Regions from separate parts of the Homo sapiens genome. Here region 1 is linked to region 2. A link is an interaction called in ENCODE POLR2A ChIA-PET data of the cell type or tissue named here. Cell type or tissue: Caco-2. All regions are shown on one strand. Each heading gives the region's core, and the rest is flanking DNA. Links, peaks and the distances in the headings are about the cores only.

The links. Peaks named below come from ENCODE experiments on the same cell type or tissue, not always from the same donor. Only the 100,000 strongest peaks of a DNase experiment are listed, where the experiment ranks them.
Region 1: POLR2A ChIA-PET joins it to region 2 with 6 read pairs; 4 of 35 experiments call an interaction of 5 or more read pairs at or near these places.

What each region holds. Positions count from the first base shown.
Region 1 is chr19:38,409,043-38,419,112 of GRCh38, forward strand. RASGRP4 (RAS guanyl releasing protein 4) reads right to left here. Exons shown (of 17, transcript NM_170604.3): 7 at 9,349-9,522; 8 at 8,010-8,126; 9 at 5,806-6,081; 10 at 4,352-4,432; 11 at 4,151-4,255; 12 at 3,889-4,007; 13 at 3,630-3,774; 14 at 2,303-2,339; 15 at 2,073-2,207; 16 at 1,844-1,956; 17 at 16-1,054. The coding sequence ends at 998. It overlaps FAM98C (family with sequence similarity 98 member C), which reads left to right. Exons shown (of 8, transcript NM_174905.4): 8 at 1-42. Among named protein-coding and RNA genes, the nearest start is that of FAM98C, 11 kb to the left of the region's middle. In Caco-2, for the core only: no CTCF peak of the experiment used is centred there; a DNase peak (open chromatin) is centred at 8,899; H3K4me3 peaks cover 680 bases.
Region 2 is chr19:38,758,505-38,768,574 of GRCh38, forward strand. No RefSeq gene overlaps it. Among named protein-coding and RNA genes, the nearest start is that of LGALS7, 10 kb to the right of the region's middle. In Caco-2, for the core only: no CTCF peak of the experiment used is centred there; DNase peaks (open chromatin) are centred at 5,107 and 5,627.

The DNA of each region.
Region 1 (10,070 bases), core at 1,100-9,099, 350 kb before region 2:
CCAAGAACCATGTTCTCCAGAGAATAAATTTAATTTATGACAGCTGTAGGACCTCTCTCTGTGGGGGCCAAGTCAGGGGTGTTGGGGTTTGTGAAGGGGTTGGGGGGGTCTCTGCTCCCTGGGACTGAATGGGCCCCTGCTGCTCGACCCTCAAAGTTCTTTGCCCTATAGCACATCTATCCTGTGCCGTGGGCATGGGTAAGGAGACATTCAGGCATCAGACAAGCATCTGTCAGGCGCCTACCACCTGCCAGCCCTGTTCTAGGCACTGGGGATGCAGCAGTGAATGACATTGATAGAAATCCCTGTTCTCCTGGAGTTGATGCTCCTGTTGAGGAAAGACAGACGTTCAACGAGATAAAGAGGGAAAAAGTATAGGCTGTCAGAGGGAGCACATTCTATGCAGAAAAACAGGAGCTGGGCGTGGTGGCTCACGCCTGTATTCCCAGCACTTTGGGAGGCTGAGGCTGGTGGATCATGAGGTCAGGAGTTTGAGACCATCTTGGCCAACATGGGGAAACCCCGTCTCTACTAAAAATACAAAAATTAGCCGGGCATGGTGGCGCGTGCCTGTAATCCCAGCTACTTGGGAGGCTGAGGCAGAAGAATCACTTGAACCCAGGAGGCGGAAGTTGCAGTGAGCTGAGATTGCATCATTGCACTCCAGCCTGGGTGACAGAGCAAGACTCTGTCTCAAAAAAAAAAAGAAATGGAGATGTAGGGAGTTGGTAGAATGAGGCCTGAGTCTAAATGTATCCAACACACAGCCGCACAGATACTAAGTGCAGGGAAAGGGAGCAGGATTAGCATCCACCAGGATGCAAAAGAGGAAAGTCACTTCCAGGGAAAAAGATGACGGACGTACCACTAAAGGCAGTGTGGATGGGAAGGCGGATGCCTCTGGAGGCCTACCTCTGGGAGCCCTGCCAGAGTCTGACGGCAGGACTCAGGACTGACTGGGGGAAGGGAGTGAGGAAGAGAGGAGACCAAGAGATGTCTAGGAATCCAGCTTGGAGGATGCAGTTGATGGTGGGTCCATCACCGGGCAGGGGACCTGGAAGGAGGAAGGGAGGAAGAAAGATGACAGATGATGTGGGGAGCATATGATGTCTAGGAGACGCTTCACTGCCAGGAACACTTCCCTGCCCAGACTGGTAAGTGGATGAATGAACGTCCCCTGTGGAATCCTTTTTGTAACCCAATCTGAGAGTCTCTGCCCTCAAATAGTGGCGTTTACTCCATTAACCCGTACAGTAGCTCCTGATATATTTGGCCTTATTCTTGCTATCTTATTGGCTAGAATCCTTTTTTCTGTTCTCCTAGTGGTTATTGTCCCCACCCTACCCCCAACATGTTGAAACTTCTATTTTTCTTTTTTTTTTTTTTTTGAGACAGGGTCTTGCTCTGTCACCTAGGCTGGTGTGCAGTGGCACAATCTCAGCTCACTACAGCCTCTGCCTCCCGGGCTCAAGTGATTCTCCTGCCTCAGCCTCCCGTGTAGCTGGGACTACAGGCACCCGCCATCACACTTGGCTAATTTTTGTATTTTTAGTAGAGATAGGGTTTTATCACGTTGGCCAGGCTGATCTCGAACTTCTGACCTCAAGTGATCCTCCCACCTCAGCCTCCCCGAAGTCCTGGGATTACAAGCATGAGCCACCACACCCAGCCTATTTTTCTATCAATATTAAAAAGTAACCAGTATCCATACCCTCCTACCCCAGCAGTCAAGGACTTCTGCATATTTGTACTTTCTATGGGTCTCCAAATCTGTCCAGTCTTCCCCACGCCAATGGCCTGTGTCCCCTGTATCCACTTGGGGGTAGGGGCGGTTTCTCCTCACCGTATCTGTTTCCCAGGAAGGGTGTGGGGATTCAGTCTGGGTCCAGGCATGGCGAAGCTGGCACCCAGTCTCAGGCTCCAGGGATAGCGTGTAGGAGTGATTTTCCTCGGAGCCTGTTTGTGGGTGGATGGAAGGGATGTGGGTCTGATGGGAAGGACCTCTTCTTGACCTTGGACTCAACCCCTTTCCCCCAGGCCCCTTCCCAGCACCGGTGTGCTCTAGGTCTTACCACAGCTGGCATGGGGAGCTGGTGTGGATGGGACAGGAGCTCCGGGGGGTCCTGCATCGCCCTTGGCCCCTGGCCTCTTCTTACATTCTACCTTCACCTGGTCTCTGCAGTGTTTGTGGCAACACAGCCCGCACTCTGGGGGAAGGCAGCGGCAGGGGTCCGATCTGTGTCATCCATTCTTCCAGCCTGCGGGCCAAGGCTTCCCTCCCACTCACTGACACCCCACTCACCCCGACAGCGGTAGCCTTGCTTGGTGACACCCCAGAGCTGGGAAGAGAAAGGAGAAAAGGTTACCCATCCTAGGAGAGGGAGGGCTGTGGATTGGCAGGGCAGCTGGGGAGTGGAAGTGTGGAAGCTACCCAGGTTTTGAAATTCTCAAGGCTAGAGATTTAACTGGAATTAAAGGAATGTGGGTGGGGTACAGTGGCTCATGCCAGTAATCCCAGCACTTTGAGACGCCAAGGTGGGAGGTTGGGAGGCCAAGGTGGGAGGATCGCTTGAGCTCAGGATTGGAGGCTGCAATGAACCATGATCGTACCACGGCACTCCAGCCTGGGTAATAGAGCAAGACCCATCTCTTAACAAAATAAATAAAGGAAACTTGGAGATTATCTCAAGTTTAGATAATCACCTCAGATATTAGATTTAGGTAAAATTTAGAGTTACTAAAATGCAAATTCTATGGGCAAGAGTTGTCTGCTGTATTCCTGCTGTAACCCCAGGGCCTAGGATTACCTGGCACACAGGAGGTGCTCAGTAAATATTTCATGAATGAATAAATGAATGTGGGAAGTAATCCAAGGTTTGTGAATTAGTCTCGGGTTATAGGTTGAGAGATTGATCCACTAGCCAGAGTTTGAGGATCTCTTGAATTTGGAAGTTATTCAGAGTTTGAATGATCTGGAGTCTAGAGATTTGGAGGATGATTCTGTTTGAACATAATCTACCCGGTTTGGAGATTATCCAGGTTTGTTGTTGTTGTTGTTGTTGTTGTTGTTGTTGTTGTTGTTGTTGTTGTTTTTGAGACAGAATCTCGCTCTGTCACCCAAGCTGGAGTGCAGTGCTGCGATCTTGGCTCATGCAACCTCCACCTCCTGGGTTCAAGCAATTCTCGTGCCTCAGCCTCCTGAGTAGCTGGGATCACAGGTATGCACCACCACATGCAGCTAATTTTTGTATTTTTAGTAGAGACGGGGTCTCTCTTGCTATGTTCCCTAGGCTGGTCTTGAACTCTTGAGCTCAAGCAATCCGCCCACCTCAGCCTCCCCAAGTGCTGGGATTACAGGCGTGAGCCACCACTCCTGGCCTCCTATCTAGAGTTTTAGGTATTATCCATGGTTCAGCAATTGTCTGGGGTGGACATTATCTGGGATTTTGGGATTATCTGGCATTTGGAGATTATCCAGGATATAGGGAATGTCTGGTGTTTAGGGTTTATATGAAACAGGATGATTTGAAGCTGGAGGATTTCTGGAATTTGGGGGTTATCTGGGGTTTGCGGACTGCCGGCTTCAGGACAGATGGAACCTAAGGGTGGTGATGGGGTGGGGTGCTCACGAAGCCACTGCAGCTGTCGCAGAAGGTAGGCTTTCGGAAGGTGACCTCATGGAAGGTGTGCAGGAAGGCCAGGCCCAACTTGGAGCAGATGGCGCTGGCCCGGAGCAGGTACCCTGTCAGCTCCTCTCTGCTGAAGGATCCTCTCCTGGGGGCAGAAACTGAGCCTCAGCATGACCTGCCCCAACGTCCTCCAGACCCAGGAGTCCAGGCAACCCCAGTGTCCTCATCTTCGGAGGATCCAGGAGTCACAACCACTTACCCCTGGCGTGGGGGTGGGTGAAGCCCATGGCAGGCGAAGGGAAAATTGCCCGAGAGTCGCTCAAAGTCCTCCTGAGAGATTGTTCCTCGGCCTTCAGGGTCATAATTCTTGAACACAGACTTCAGAGGAGTGTGGGGAAGCAGATAAGGCCCAGTTGTCGAAATATGATCCCCATGGCCATAAGTCCCCACCTCCAGGCTCAGGGTTCTACAGATGTCTTCCCTCCTGGCTGCTGGCGGCCGGGCCACCCTCCCCTCCTTACCTCCACCAGCTGCTCCACATGCCGACCCAGTGTGACCCTGTCCGGCTTGGGTGTCACACCAGGGGCCCACTCCACCACCAGAGGTGCATTGAAGGGGGAGGGTGGCTGGGGCGGGGACAGAGGAGCACAGTTAGTCACTGCATAGGCTTAGGGGGGGTTCGAGGTAATTGGGGGAGTCCGAGGCCAGGGGTTGGGTCTCACCAGGCTCTTGGGACAACGCGGCTCCCGGGCATAAGAAAGCTCATAGATCTCGTCTTCCGTGTAGAAGAGGTCCAGGGAGAGCTGGAGCAGACAGGGGTGTTACGGATCCTCCCATCTATAGCCCTGCCCCAGACCCCCACACCCACTCGCAGGCTCTTCCCAAAGCCCCTCCTGGGTTCAAATCCTGGCATTACTGCTGTGGGACAGTGGGCAAGGGACCTCACCTCTCTGGGCCTCAGTTTCCCAATCTACAGAATGGGCACAGTAAGGGTCCCGACCTCATAGGGTTGTAAGGTGGAATGAGGTACCTGGCACACAGTCAATGATCAATAACTGTTAGTAGCCTTTTGCTTAGATTCTTGGATATGTCAAAGCTTGAGATTTTGGGCTATCAGCATGAGAAGCTCAGAACCTTGGAGTTTAAGAATGTGAACCCCAAAGCAATTCCAGAGCTCAGATCAATGGATACTTGAGTCATTGGAGGAAGTGGGGAAAAAACATGTTACTTAAATAGAATACAGAGCTCACTCTGCTCCATATACTGTCGTTTTTTGAGACAGAGTCTTGCTCTGTCACCCAGGCTGGAGTGTAGTGGTACGATCTTGGCTCACTGCAACCTCCGCCTCCCAGGTTCAAGCGATTCTCATGCCTCAGCCTCCCAAGTAGCTGGGATTACAGGCGTGTGCCACTATGCCAGGCTAATTTTTTGTATTTTTAGTAGAGATGGGGTTTCACCATGTTGCCTAGGCTGGTCTCAAACTCCTCAGGCAATCCGCCTACCTCAGCCTCCCAAAGTGCTAGGATTAGAGGCATGAGCCACTGCGCCCGGCTAGACACTGTCTTAAAGACATTCTTTGAACGATGTCATTGGCTGTCTCTCCTCAACCACCCTCTGAAGTGGGTCCTTTTATTTTATTTTATTTTTATTTATTTATTTATTTTGAGAAGGAGTTTCGCTCTTCTTGCCCAGGCTGGGGTGCAATGGCGCAATGGCGCAATCTCAGCTCACTGCAACCTCCACCTCCCGGGTTCAAGCAATTCTCCTGCCTCAGCCTCCCAAGTAGCTGGGATTACAGGCACGCACCACCACTCCTGGCTAATTTTGTATTTTTAGTAGAGACGGGGTTTCTCCATGTTGGTCAGGCTGGTCTCGAACTCCTGACCTCAGGTGATCTGCCCACCTCAGCGTCCCAAAGTGTTGGGATCACAGGCGTGAGCCACTGCGCCCGGCTGGGTCCTTTTATTATTCCCATTTTGTGGATAAGGAAACTGAGGCTTAAGGGTTCAGTGACTTGCCCAAGATCACGCAGCTAGAAAAAAACCTAGAAGTTCTGGCTTCAAAACCCATGCACTCCAGCACTTTTCTATCCTGGTCCTGGAGACACTCACACACCCAGGACCCTATATCTCAGTACCCTTGGAAGCCCAGCCTGGGCGGGGCCAGGGGGGCTCACCGTGAGCAGGTGCAGCAGATCCTCATTGGCGCTGCAGGGTGGATGCTGCCCTTGGAGGGCCACCAGCTCCTGCAGCCGCAGGTAGAGGTTGTTCAGCTTGGGTAGGTGCAGGCGGCCGTCAGGCAACCTGTCGGGCTGTGCCTCATGCAGGGACACCAGGTCCTTGAGGTGCACGCCCAGTACAGGCAGCCGGAAACCCGCGCAGCCAGCCCAGGTGCGGCGGTAGCGGGCGTAGTTGTTGTGGGAGGCAAGGAGCTCAGTGAGCTCCAGGAGGGCCTGGGGAGGAGGGACATGGGATTGGGGCGTTATCAGGACAGTCCCATCCCCTGAGCAGCCTCCTGTGTGGGCTCTAGGCCTTCAGGGACCCAGTGGCATTGTGGAAACCTCTGGAGCCCTTCCATATCCCATGCCGGTCTCAGCATCTCCCCCAAACTGCTCTTCCTCTTGGGTCCCCATCTCAGAGAAGTTCCACAATCCCCCATTCTTTGGCTAAAATGATTTCTTTTATCTTTCTTTCTTTTTGATTTTTTTTTTTTTTTTTTTGAGATGGAGTTTTGCTGTCTTGCCCAGGCTAGAGTGCAGTGGCGTGATCTCGGCTTACTGCCACCTCCACCTCCTGGGTTCAAGCGATTCTCCTGCCTCAGCCTCCCAAGAAGCTGGGATTACAGGCATTGAGCCACCACGCCAGGCTAATTTTGTATTTTTAGTAGAGACAGGGTTTTACCATGTTGGCCAGGCTGGTCTCAAACTCCTCACCTCAGGTGATCTGCCTGCCTCGGCCTCCCAAAGTGTTGGGATTACAGGCGTTAGCCATCAAGACCGGCCTTTTTATTTATTTATTTTTTAGGCTAGGGTCTCACTCTGTCACCCAGGCTGGAGTACAGTGTCATGATCACAGCTCATTGCAGCCTTAAACTCCTGAGCTTGATGGCTGGGCACGGTGGCTCACACCTGTAATCCCAGCATTTTGAGAGGCCGAGGCAGGCGGATCATCTGAGGTCAGGAGTTCGAGAACAGCCTGGGCAACATGGTAAAAACCTGTCTCTACTAAAAATACAAAAATTAACTGGGTCTGGTGGTGCAGGCCTGTAATCCCAGCTACTCGGGAGTCTGAGGCAGGCGAATCGCTTGAACCTGGGAGGTGGAGGCTTCAGTGAGCCAAGATTTCGACACTGTACTCCAGCCTGGGAGATAGAGTGAGACTCTGTCTCAAAAAACAACAATGAAAAGGCTGAGGGGGAGGCTCCAGCAGTCCTCCCCCTCAGCCTCCCAAGTAGCTGGGACTACAGGCATGGGCCACCATCCCTGGCTAATTTATTTTTAAATTTTTTTTCAGCCAGGCGCGGAGGCTCACACCTGTAATCCCAGCACTTTTGGAGGCCAAGGTGGGTGGATCGCCTTAGGTCAGGAGTTTGAGACCAGCCTGGCCAACATGGTAAAACCCTGTCTCTACTAAAAATACAAAATTAGCAGGGCATGGTGGTGCACCCCTGTAATCCCAGCTATTCGGGAGGCTGGGGCAGGAGAATTACCTGAATCCGGGAGGCAGAGGTTGCAGTGAGCCGAGATTGCACCACTGCACTCCAGCCTGGGCGACAAGAGCGAGACTCTGTCTCAAAAAAAAAAAAAAAAAAAAAAAAAAATTTCTGGAGATGGGGTCTCGCTATGTTGCCCAGGCTGGTCTGAAACACCTGGGCTAAAGTGATCCTCCAATCTTGGCCTCCCAAAACGCTGGGATTACAAGTGTGAGCCACACTGTACCCAGCCTATAATTATTTCTTAAAAACCCAGATTTTATCAAGGGTGTGTCATCACTCTCAAAACTTCCCTAGCTTAGCCCATCTTACAAGGCGCTATAGGATCTTCCCAGGGCATCTTCGGCTTAATTTCCTGCCACTTTCTGACCTCAGCCAGTCCTCCCCATGGGGACTGCAAAGTTCTCTGCTAGCCTGTCTCCCATCTGTCTCCCTCACAGTCCAGCTCCGGACCAGACACACTGAAAGCAGAGAGGGATCAGCACCATGAGTGGATGGATGACAGGGAGGAGGAATGCTGGCAGAGCCTGGGGGTCTGGGATTTGGAGGAGCAAGGACTTCATGTGGTACCAGGACCCCTGGGCAGGAATGGACAGGGCTTGGGGAATTAGGTGTGGGGGCTCAAGACAGCTGACCACTTGGAGCTTTGGGGAGGGTAGTGGGATTCACCTTGGTGCTGTCAGGGCTCAGGTGGGCATGGGAGTCCTTGAGTCTGGAGATGGCACTGTGACACAGGCCCCCTGTGACTGCCATCAGCGTGTTGAAATTCTGCAGCTGGTGGAGCCTCTAGGAAGAGAAGCATGCACACAGGGCCGTCACGGGAGGGAGGGCAAGTCAGGAGTTCAGATGACAGCATCCCAGTTGAGGTGGGGTCCCAGGCATGTGTGGACCAATGTGGGGATCAGACAGGTGAGAGAAGGCGGGTGTGTGCGGCAAGAGTGGGACATGCCATGTGTGGGCCTCACAGGGGTGTCAGATGGCTATCTGAGCCGGGAGGGTCAAGCAAGTGATTGACTGATACGAGGTTAGAAAATCTGGGGAGACAGGAAGTACGAGAAGTTGGGCGGATTTGGGGAATAGACAGGTGTGTGTCAGGTGGAGGAGGCTTCAGACATGTCAGGGTGTCAGCCATCTGGGGGTCTGACTGCTCTGAGAGTCACACAGGTGCGGGGAGGCAAGAAGGTGCAGGCTCTGGGCAGGAGCTGGGAGCCAGGCAGAGGTGAATAGGGCCAGAGAGATATGGAGGAGTCAGACAGATGCTAGACAGGTGTGGGGCCACCAGGGCAGCTGGGGAATTCCCTTGCCCTCCTTTTGACAAATTTCGGCAGAGGTTGCTGTGGAGAGAGTGGGGCCAGGGAGGAATGGAAAATGCTCAGACTAAGGACACCCCAGGCGGACGTCGAGACCCCCAGGTCTCAGGGGCCCTGCAGGAGTAAGCAAGCCAGGGAAGACACCAGAGGAAGGGCGTGGTCTGCGTGGAAATACGCAAGGGGGCGCGGCCACAGCGGGGCCGTAGGGCTTCCCTTTTCCCCAGAAGGGCGAGAAGGTGTCCGGAAAGGAGGGGGAAGGGAGGGGAAGAGAAGGGCGTAACACAATGGGGCGGGGCGGGGAGAGCCCGGACGCAATGGGGAGCGATGCACAATCCCGAAGCGACCGCTGGGGCCTGGGGACTGGGGATTGAAGCCTCGGGCTTCCATGCCCCACAAAGGTGGGGGCATGGAAGAGACACTCTCATTGACCTGGGGATAGAATATTCGGGCATAGGGCTTGGGAGCCTGTCACGTCTAGGGCCAAGGGGTGGGGCCACGGTGGGTGCGACGCGGTGACATCAAGGCCAAAGAAGAAGTTACGGTCCTTGGTTGGAATGCCCAGGCTGTGGCCTCGGGGGCGGGGCCGGGAGATGCGTGACGTCACCGCCGGGATGACCCTGTGGGGTCGAGGGTCTGGAAGGGGAAGGACCAGGTGGCTGCGTGCAGTGGAGTTCGCAGCCCCAAGGGGCGGGCCTCACCTGTGCCACGTGAATGAACTTGTCCAGCACCTGTGCACGCTGTAGGGGCCCGGGACGGCTCAGCACCATCACCTGCACCCAGCGGGACACGCTGTTGCTGAGACCTACGGAGCCCTCCAGGGCCGGGCAGCCTCGTACTGAGCCCTGCAAAACGTAGCTCCGCAGGTCCTGGGGCTGGGAGCGAGGTGGGTGTCAAGGTGGGCCGTGGCGCTCAGGCCCTGCCCTTCCATGGCATCCAACTAGCAGTCACGATCTCTGATGTCCTAGCCTGGTCTAGCCGGAGTGACCTTTGTCATCTGTCCCCCAACCCTCAGGCTGCTACATGTCCTTAACGTCACCATGCTCCTCTCCCATCTGAGGAGGCATGTTTCAATATAGCCAGGCACTATATTTGACAAGTAATCATATTAAATAATTTAATCCTCATAACTCTATGAGGTGAGTATCATTCCATTTTAGAGGTGAGACAGTTGAGGCACATAGAGGATAGGTAATTTGCCCAGGGTCACACAGGTGTGAGTCAGGGTGGGCGTCTATATGCTCTTAACTGTACACCTGACTGGTATACAGTAAGCAAAGGGAAGGCTGGGGAAGATGAATTGAAATCAACCTCTATCTGTTCTGCCCAAGGAGTGTTCATTTCATACCCACATCCACTACACTGAGTATATTTGCATACACACTCACACACACAACACACACATACAATCGGGACAGTTTCA
Region 2 (10,070 bases), core at 866-8,865:
GGCATGATCTCCGCTCACTGCAACCTCCATCTCCCAGGTTCAAGTGATCCTCCTGCCTCAACCTCCCAAATAGCTGGGATTACAGGCGTGCACCACCACACCTGGCTAACTTCTTTGTATTTTTTTTTTTTTTCAGCCAGAGTCTCTATCTGTTGTCCAGGTTGGAGTGCAGTGGCATGATCTTGGCTCACTGCAACCCCCGCCTCCCGGGTTCAAGCGATTCTCCTGCCTCAGCCTCCCAAGCAGCTGGGATTACAGGCACGTGCCACCATGCCTGGCTAATTTTTGTGTTTTTAGTAGAGATGGGGTTTCACCATGCTGGTCCTGCTGGTCTCAAACTCCTGACCTCGTGATCCGCCCACCTCAGCTCCCAAAGTGCTGGGATTACATGCGTGAGCCACCGTGCCTGGCCTAAACTTCTTTGTATTTTTAGCAGAGACGAGGTTTCACCATGTTGGCCAGGCTGGTTTCGAACTCCTGACCTCAAGTGATCTGCCCACCTCAGCTTCCCAAAGTGCTAGGATTACAGGCATGAACTACTGCTCCTGGCCCATTTTCCATCTTTTATACCATAGTTTTACTGTACCTTTTTTATGTTCAGATATGTTTATATACACAAATACTTACCATTGTGTTACAATTGCCCACTGTGTTCAGTACAGTTAAATGCTGTGCATGCTTGTAGCCTATGAGCTGTAGGTTACTTTATATAGCCTAGGTGTGGGGTAGGCTGTACCATCTACGTTTGCATAAGTCACTCTATGATGTTCACACCCTGACGAAATTGCCTAACCATGCATTTCTTAGAACTTAAGACCGTATAGATGACCATATAGAAAACCAGAGACTGGGCCAGGTGTGGTGGCTCACACCTGTAATCCCAGCACTTTGGGAGGCCGAGGTGGGTGGATCACCTGAGGTCTGGAGTTGGAGACCAGCCTGGCCAACATGGTGAAACCCTGTCTCTATTAAAAATGCAAAAAATTAGCCGGGACTGGTGGTGGGCACCTATAATCCCAGATACTCAGGAGGCTGAGGCAGGAGAATCACTTGAATCCAAGAGGCAAAGATCGCACCATTGCACTCCAGCGCCTGGACCACAAGAGTGAAACTCCGTCTCAAAAAAAAAAAAAAAAAGGAACCGGGAAGGTCATGAAAGGAGCGTGCTCATGCACAAATGCCTGATAGGAACGATTGCGGAAGACTCTCCAAAAACCACAACCTCGCACAAAGTCCACTGCAACGTTACACAGAAAGTACTTTTGTCCAGTAACTGCCTGTCCAACCTTGGACTGATGCCACCCTTGTTTCAAGTCTCGTAGCCAAGGATAATTGATTCAAAACACTTTATGTAATCCTCCTCATTTTGCCTTTGAAAACTTCCCCTTGGCTGGGCATGGTGGCTCACACCTGTAATCCAAGCACTTTGGGAGGCTGACCCAGGCAGACCCCTAGAGTCCAGGAGTTTGAGATCGGCCTGGGCAATATGGTGAAACTCTGTCTCTAGAAAAGATACAAAAATTAGCTGGGCATGGTGGTGTGCGACTGTATTCCCAGCTACTCAGGAGGCTGAGGTGGGAGGATGGCTTGAGGACGGGAAGCGGGGGTTGCAGTGAGCCGAGATTGCACCACTGTTCTCCAACCTGGGCAACAGATCGAGATCTTGTCTCAAAATAATAATAATAATAATTATTATTGTTATTATTATTTAAAAATTTAAAACTTCGCCTTGCCTCAATCTCCTCTTTTTTTTTTTTTTTTTAAGATAAGGAGAGGCCAGCTATGCAGTGGCTCACACCTGTAATCCCAATACTTTGGGAGGCCAAGACGGGCAGATCACAAGATCAGGAGTTTGAGACCAGCCTGGCCAATATGGTGAATCCCCAACTCTACTAAAAATACAAATTAGCTGGGTGTGGTGGCAGGCACCTGTAGTCCCAGCTACTCGGGAGGCTGAGGCAGGAGAATCACTTGAACCAGGTTGCAGTGAGCTGAGATCACACCACTGCACACCAGCCTGGGCAATAGAGAGAGACTCCATCTAAAAAAAAAAACACACACAAAAAAAGAGAGAGACATAGGATTGGGCCGGGCACAGTGGCTCACGCCTGTAATCCTAGCATGTTAGGAGGCTTAGGCAGGTGGACCACCTGAGGTCTGGAGTTTCAGACCAGCCCAGTTAACATGGCAAAACCCCATCTCTACTGAAAATACAAAAATTAGCCAGGTGTGGTGGCACCTGCCTTTAGTCCCAACTACTTGGAGGCTGAGGCAGGAGAATCACTTGAACCCAGGAGGCAGAGGTTGCAGTGAGCTGATTGCATCAGTGCACTCCAGCCTGGATGAGAGAGACTCCATCTCAAAAAAAAAAGAAGAAGAAGAAAGAAAGAAAGAAGGAAGGAAGGGAGGGAGGGAGGGAGGGAGGGAGGGAGGGTGGGAGGGAAAGAAATTATTATGTGAGATAAGACAGGTGGATCTCGTGAGCCCAGGAGTTTGAGGCCATCCTGGGCAACATAATGAGACCCCCATCTCTATTAGAAAATAATAATAGTAAAAATAAAAAATAATTTAAAAAGTATTACTTCTAACTATAATGGAACTAAGCTAAAAGCCAACAATAAAATGAAATTTAGAAAATCTCTAAATATAAGAAAACTAAACAACATACTTGTAGATGACCTATGTGTCAAAGAAGGAATCTGGCTAGGTGTGGTGGCTCATGCCTATAATCCCAGCCAAGGGAGGCCAAGGCCAGTGGATCACCTTAGATCAGGAGTTCGAGACCAGCCTGGCCAACACGGTGAAACCGTGTCTCTACTAAAAAATACAAACATTAGCTGGGCGTGGTGGCTCATGCCTGTAGTCCCAGCTACTTGATAGGCTGAGGCAGGAGGATTGCTTGAACCTGGGAGGTGGAGGTTGTGGTGAGCTGAGATCACGCCACTGTACTCCAGCCTGGGTGACAGAGTGAGACTCCATCTAAAAAAAAAAAAAAAAAAAATCAAAAATGAATTTAGAAAATACCTTGAGCTGAATAAAAACAAAAACACAGGAAATAAAAATGTACAGGATGCTGGCAATGTAGTAATTAGCGGGAAACTTATAGCTTAAAAAACATATTAGTGTTGAGTCAGCCTGGTGAAAATTTTAAAAACCCCAACACATTAGAATGGAAAGAAGGCCTAAAATCAATAATTTAGGCTTCCACCTCCAAAGCTAGAAAAAGAAGAGTAAATCAAACTCAAAGAAAATAGTAAGAAGGAAGTAATAAAGATCTAAATGGACAGCAATGAAACAGAAATATAAAAACAATAGAGAAAAAGCAATGAAACTGAAATTGGCTCATTGAAAACATCAACAAAACCGGTATTGAAAAGATTAACAGGCCAGGTGTGGTGGCTCACACCTGTAATCCCAGCAGTTTGAGAGGCCAAGGTGGGTAGATCACTTGAGGTCAGGCGTTCGAGACCAGCCCGGTCGACATGGAGAAACCCTGTCTCTACTAACAATACAAAAATTAACTGGGCATGGTGGCACACACCTGTAATCCCAGCTGGAGGCTGAGACAGGAGAATCACTTGAACCCAAGAGGCCGAGGTTGCAGTGAGTCGAGATCATGCCACTGTACTCCAGCCTGGGTGACAGAGTGAGACTCTTGTCTCAAAAAAAGAAAAGATCAGCAAAACTGGGCCGGGTGCAGTGGTTCCCACCTGTAATCCCAGCACTTTGGAAGGCCGAGGCAGGTGGATCACCTGAGATCAAGAATTCAAGACCAGCCTGGCCAACATGGTGAAACCCCGTCCCTACTAAAAATACAAAAATTGGTGGGGCATGGTGGTGGGCACCTGTAATCCCAGCTACTCAGGAGGCTGAGGCAGGAGAATCGCTTGAATCCGGAGGTGGAGGTTGATGTGAGCCGAGATCACACCACTGCACTCCAGCCTTTGGCGACAGAGTGAAACTCTGTCTCAAAAACAAACAAACAAACAAACAAACTAGTATACTGGTTTTCAATGAAATCAGTTAGCTCATTAAAAAGTTCAACAAAAGAGTAAGAAAAATAAAAAAGACAGAAGCCCTCAATTACCAAAAGCAAGAATGAAGGAGGGAAAAACACTAACATGGTACACAAATTTTAAAAAATCACAGGGGAATATTATGAACAGATTTAGGTCAACTAATTAGGCAATTTAAATGAAATGAACAAATCCCTAGAGAGACACAAATTACCAAAACTGACTCAAGAACAAAATAGAAACACAGATACAATTTTTGTACAAGTATCCATTGAAATGTATTGAAAAATGAAAATGACATAGAATAAACAAAACAATTTTGAGAAAGGAGAACAAAGTTGCAAGGCATATAATGTGACTTTAAGACTCACTATTCACTTTGGGAGGTCAAGGTGGGTGGATGGCTTGAGCCCAGGAATTCCAGACCAGCCTGGGCAACATGGCGAGACCATGTCTCTCCAAAAAATACAGAAATTAACTGGGTGTGGTGGCATGTGCCTGTAGTCCCAGCTACTTAGGAGGGTGAGCCCAGGAGGTTGAAACCACAGTGAACTGTGATCGCACCACTGCACTCCAGCTTGGGAAACAAAGTGAGAATCTGTCTCAAAAAAAAAAAAAAAGAAGAAGAAGAAGCCAGGCGCAGTGGCTCATGCTTGTAATGCCAGCACTTTGGGAGGCCGAGGTGGGCAGATCACCTGAGGTCAGGAGTTCGAGACCAGCCTGACCAACATGGTGAAATCCCATCTCTACTAAAACTACAAAAATTAGCTGGGCATGGTGGCAGGCACCTGTAATCCCAGCACTCAGGAGGCTGAGGCAGGAGAATTGCTTGAACTCAGGAGGCAGAGGTTGCAGTGAGCTGAGATTGTGCCATTGCACTCCAGCCTGGGTGACAGAGAGAGACTCCGTCTTTTTTAAAGGAAAAAAAAAAAAAAGGCCAGGCGCAGTGGCTCACGTCTGTAATCTCAGCACTTTGGGAGGCCGAGGCAGGTGGATCACAAGGTCAGGAGTTAAGAGACCAGCCTGGCTAACACGGTGAAACCCCGTCTCTACTAAACATACAAAAAAATTAGCCGGGCGTGGTGGTGGGTGCCTGTAGTCCCAGCTACTCTGGAGGCTGAGGCAGGAGAATGGCGTGAACCCAGGAGGCGGAGCTTGCAGTGAGCAGAGATCACGCCACTGCACTCCAGCCTGGGCGACAAAGTAAGACTCCGTCTCAAAAAAAAAAAAAAAAAAAAAGAGAGAAAGACTCACTATAAAGCTACAGTAATCAGGAATATGCTATCATGATAAGGATAGATATATAAATCAAGGAATCAGAAGAATGATTAAGTCCAGATTTAAAACAACAAAAATGGTCAATTAATTTTTAACAAAATTGCCAATATAATTCAATGAGGAGAAAAAACAGTCACTTCAACAAATGGTGCTGAAATAACTGGACATCTATAGAGTGAGAAAAGAACCTTGACCCTTAACTCATACCACACACAAAAATTAACTAAAAATAACTAAAAATTAACTAGAAATAATATATTAACTAATGAGACAAAAATTAACTAAAGTTAGGCCGAGTGCTGTGACTCACGCCTGTAATCCCAGCACTTTGGGAGACCAAGGCGGGTGGATCACCTGAAGTCAGGAATTCAAGAACAGCCTGGCCAACATGGTGAAACCCTGTCTCTACTAAAAATACAAAAATTAGCCGGGCGTGGTGGCGGGTGCCTGTAATCCCAGATACTCAGTAGACTGAGGCAGGAGAATCGCTTGAACCCGGGAGGTGGAGATTGCAGTGAGCCGAGATCACGCCATTGCACTCCAGCCTGGTTGAGAAGAGTGAATTTCCATCTCAAAAAAAAAAAAAATTAACTAAGGTTTAAAAACTAAACTTAAATGCTAAAACTATAAACCTTCTACAATAAAATGTAAAAAGAAATCTTTGTGACAAATGTTTCTCACGAAGATTTCTTAAGCAAAGATTTAAGTAGGTCACAAAAGCACACTACATAACAGAAAAAATAACTGATAAAATGAACGCCATCACGATTAGACTTTTGTTCTGAGGAAGACATCTTTAAGAAAATAAAAAGGCTCGGTCAGGCGTGGGGGCTCACCTCTGTAATCCCAGCAGTTTGAGAGGCCGAGGCGGGTGGATCACCTGAGGTCAGGAGTTCCAGACCAGCCTGGCCAACATGATGAAACCCCATCTCTACTAAAAATACAAAAATTAGCCAGGCATGGTGGCAGGTGCCTGTAATCCCAGCTACTTGGGAGGCTGAGGCAGGAGAATCACTTGAACCTGGGAGGAGGGGGTTGCAGTGAACTGAGATTGTGCCACTGCACGCCAGCCTGAGCGACAGAGACTCTGTCTCAAAAAATAAAATAAACTAAAAATAAAGAAAATGAAAAGGCTAGCCGGGCACGGTGGCTCACACCTGTAATCCCAGCACTTTGGGAGGCCAAGGTGGGTGGATCACCTGAGGTCAGGAGTTTGAGATCAGCCTGGCCAATGTGGTGACAACCCGTCTCTACTAAAAATACAAAAATTGGCTAGCGTGGTGGCGGGCGCCTGTAATCCCAGCTACTCTGGAGGCTGAGGCAGGAGAATTGCTTGAACCTGGGAGGTGGAGGTTGCAGTGAGCCGAGATCCTGCCATTGTACTGCAGCGTGGGCAACAAGAGCAAAACTCCGTCTCAAAAAAAAAAAAAAAAAGAAAAAAAGAAAAGAAAATGAAAAGGCTAACCACAGAAGGAGAGAAAATATTCATATTACATATATTTGACAAAGGAAATATCCAGAAAATATGAAAAGCTCTTGCAACTCAATAAGAAGAAAATAAACAATCCAATTGAAAATGAGCAAAAGATTTGAACAGGCGATTCACAAGAGAGGATATCGAATGGCCACAGGCATGTCAAATAATGGTCAAGAACATTAAAGGAAAATGCAAATGGAAACAGCAATGAAATATCAATAAACATCCACTAGAATGGATAAAATTAAAACAAACAAAAAAACCCCAAAACCTGACAATACCAAGTATTGATAAGGATAAAGCTTAGCTGAAATGTTCATATACTGAAGGTTGGGAGTATAGAGTGGTTCAATCATACTGAAAAATAGTTTGGCCATTTCTTTCTTTTTTTCCTGAGCAGATCACAAACTTGAAGTGTTTTTTGTTGTTGTTCATTTTGTTTTTTGTTTTGTTTTGTTTTGGAGACGGAGTTTTGCTCTGTCGCCCAGGCTGGAGTGCAATGGCATGATCTCGGTTCACTGCAACCTCCGCCTCCCGGGTTCAGGCGATTCTCCTGCCTCAGCCTCCCGAGGAGCTGGGAATACAGGCACCTGCCACCACACCTGGCTAATTTTTGTATTTTTAGTAGAGACGAGGTTTCATCATGTTAGTCAGGCTGGTCTCAAACTCCTGACCTCAGATTATCCACCTGCCTCAGTCTCCCAAAGTGCTGGGATTACAGGCATGAGCCGCCACGCCCGACCTGAAATTTCTTATAAAGGTAAGCATATTGGGCAGGGCACAGGGGCTCATGCCTGTAACCACACCATTTTGGGAGGCTGAGGCAGGAGGATTGCTTGAGCCCAGGAGTTTGAGACCAGCCTGGAGAATACAGTGAGACCTTGCCTCTAAAAAAAATTTAAAAATTAGGCTGGGCGTGGTGGCTCATGCCTGTAATCCCAGCACTTTGGGAGGCCGAAGCAGGTGGATAACCTGAGGTCAGCAATTCAAGACCAGCCTGGCCAATATGATGAAACCCTGCCTCTACTAAAAATACAAACAATTAGTCGGGCATGGTGGCACACGTCTGTAATCCCAGCTACTCGGGAAGCTGAGGCACAAGAATCGCTTGAACTCAGGAAGTGGAGGTTGCAGTGAACAGAGATCGCGTCATTGCACTCCAGCCTGGGTGACAGAGTGGAACTCCATCTCAAAAATAAATAAATAAATAAATAAATAAATAAATAAATAAATAAAATCAAATAAAAATTATCTATGCATAGTGGCATACACCCATAGTCCCAGCTGCTCTAGAGGCTGAGGCAGGAGGATTGCTTGAGCCAAGGTGGAGGCTGCAGTGAGCTATGGTGGTGCCACTGCACTCCAGCCTCAGTGACAGAGGGAGACCCTGGCTCAAATAATAATAATAATAAATAAATAAACTTAAACATACACTTATATGACACAGCAACTCAACTCCTGGGTATTTACCCAAAAGAAATCAAAACATCAGCCCACAAAAAGACTTTTCATACAATCTTTATTCATAAACATCCACACTGGAAACAACTCACGTGTACATCAACAGGTGAACAGATCAGCAAACTCAGGTTCACACAATGGATTACAACCCAAAGAAATGAACTGCATGAAGAAAACACACGAATGAACTTAAACATTATGTGCGCTAAGCAGAAGTAGCCAGACTTTTACAAAAAGAGTACTATACTTTTCTACCCAGATTTATTTATTTATTTATTTATTTAGAGAAGGAGTTTCGCTCTTGTCCCCCAGGCTGGAGTGCAGTGACGTGATCTCGACTCACTGCAACCTCCACCTCCCAGGTTCAAGCGATTCTCCTGCCTCAGCCTCCCGAGTAGCTGGGACTAGAGGCATGCGACACCATGCCCAAATAATTTTTCTATTTTCAGTAGAGACAGGTTTCACCATGTTGGCCAGGCTGGTCTTGAACTCCTGACCTCAGGTGATCCACCCACCTCAGCCTCCCAAAGTACTGGAATTATAGGAGAGGGCCACCGCGCCCAGCCTCCACCAAGTTTTAGAGCAGGAAAAACTAATTTAAGAAGCTTGAGAGTGGATCAGTGGTCACCACCCAGGTGCCAGGGGTGTGGCTGGGAGGGGTGATGGAAATCTCATAAGTAGACTCTACCTTGATCATGGTGGCCACACAATGGGATGTGTTTGTCTAAATTCACGGAAATGTACACTTTTTAAAATTTTTTTTATTTACTTATTTATTTTTTTGAGATGGTGTCTTGCTCTGTTGCCCAGGCTGGAGTGCAGTGGCACCATCTCGGGTCGCTGCAACCTCTGCCTCCCAGGTTCAAGCGATCCTCCTGCCTCAGCCCCCATAGTAGCTGGGATTACAGGCATGCGCCACCACGCCCAGCTAATTTTTGTATTTTTAGTAGAGATGGGGTTTCACCATGTTGGCCAGGCTGGTCTCGAACTCCTGACCTCAGGTGATCCACCTGCTTCGGCATTCCAAAGTGCTGGGATTACAGGCGTGAGCCACCCCACCCAGCCAAAACTGTACACTTTAAAAGGAAGAATTTTACTGTGTATAAATGACATCTCAATGAAGTTGATATTAAAAACACCAAGGCTAGGTGAGGTGGCTCACGCTTCTGTTCCTAGCACTTTGGGAGGCTGAGGCAGCAGGATTGCTTGAGTCCAGGAGTTCCTACTGTGTCTAGCCACTGTGCCAACCCTTCCTTGAGTTCCCAATTGGGAAACTTCCCAATGAGGAATTTGATGCCTACAGAGGTTGAGTGACCCTGTCCTTAAAAAAAAATTTTTTTTTTTAATTAGCCAGGAACGGTGGTGCGTGCCTGTAGTCCCAGGTACTCTGGAGGCTGAGTCAGGAGGATCGCTTGAGCCTTGGAGGTCGAGGCTTCAGTGAGCTGGGATCATGCCCCTATGCTCCAGCCTGGGTGAGACAGAGCAAGACGTTGTCTTTGAAAATATATAAAAAGTGGCTGGGTGCAGTGGCTCACATCTGTAATCCCTGCACTTTGGGAGGCTGAGGTGGGTGGATCACCTGAGGTCAGGAGTTCGAGACCAGCCTGACCAACATGGTGAAACCCCATTTCTACTAAAAATACAAAAATTAGCTGGGCATGGTGGCACACACCTGTAATCCCAACTACTCGGGAGGCTGAGACAGGAGAATCGCTTGAACCCAGGAAGTGGAGGTTGCAGTGAGCCAAGATTGCGCCACTGCATTCCAGCCTGGGCAATAGAGCGAGACTCTGTCTCAAAAAAAAAAAAAAAAACAAAAACGGATATATATATATGTA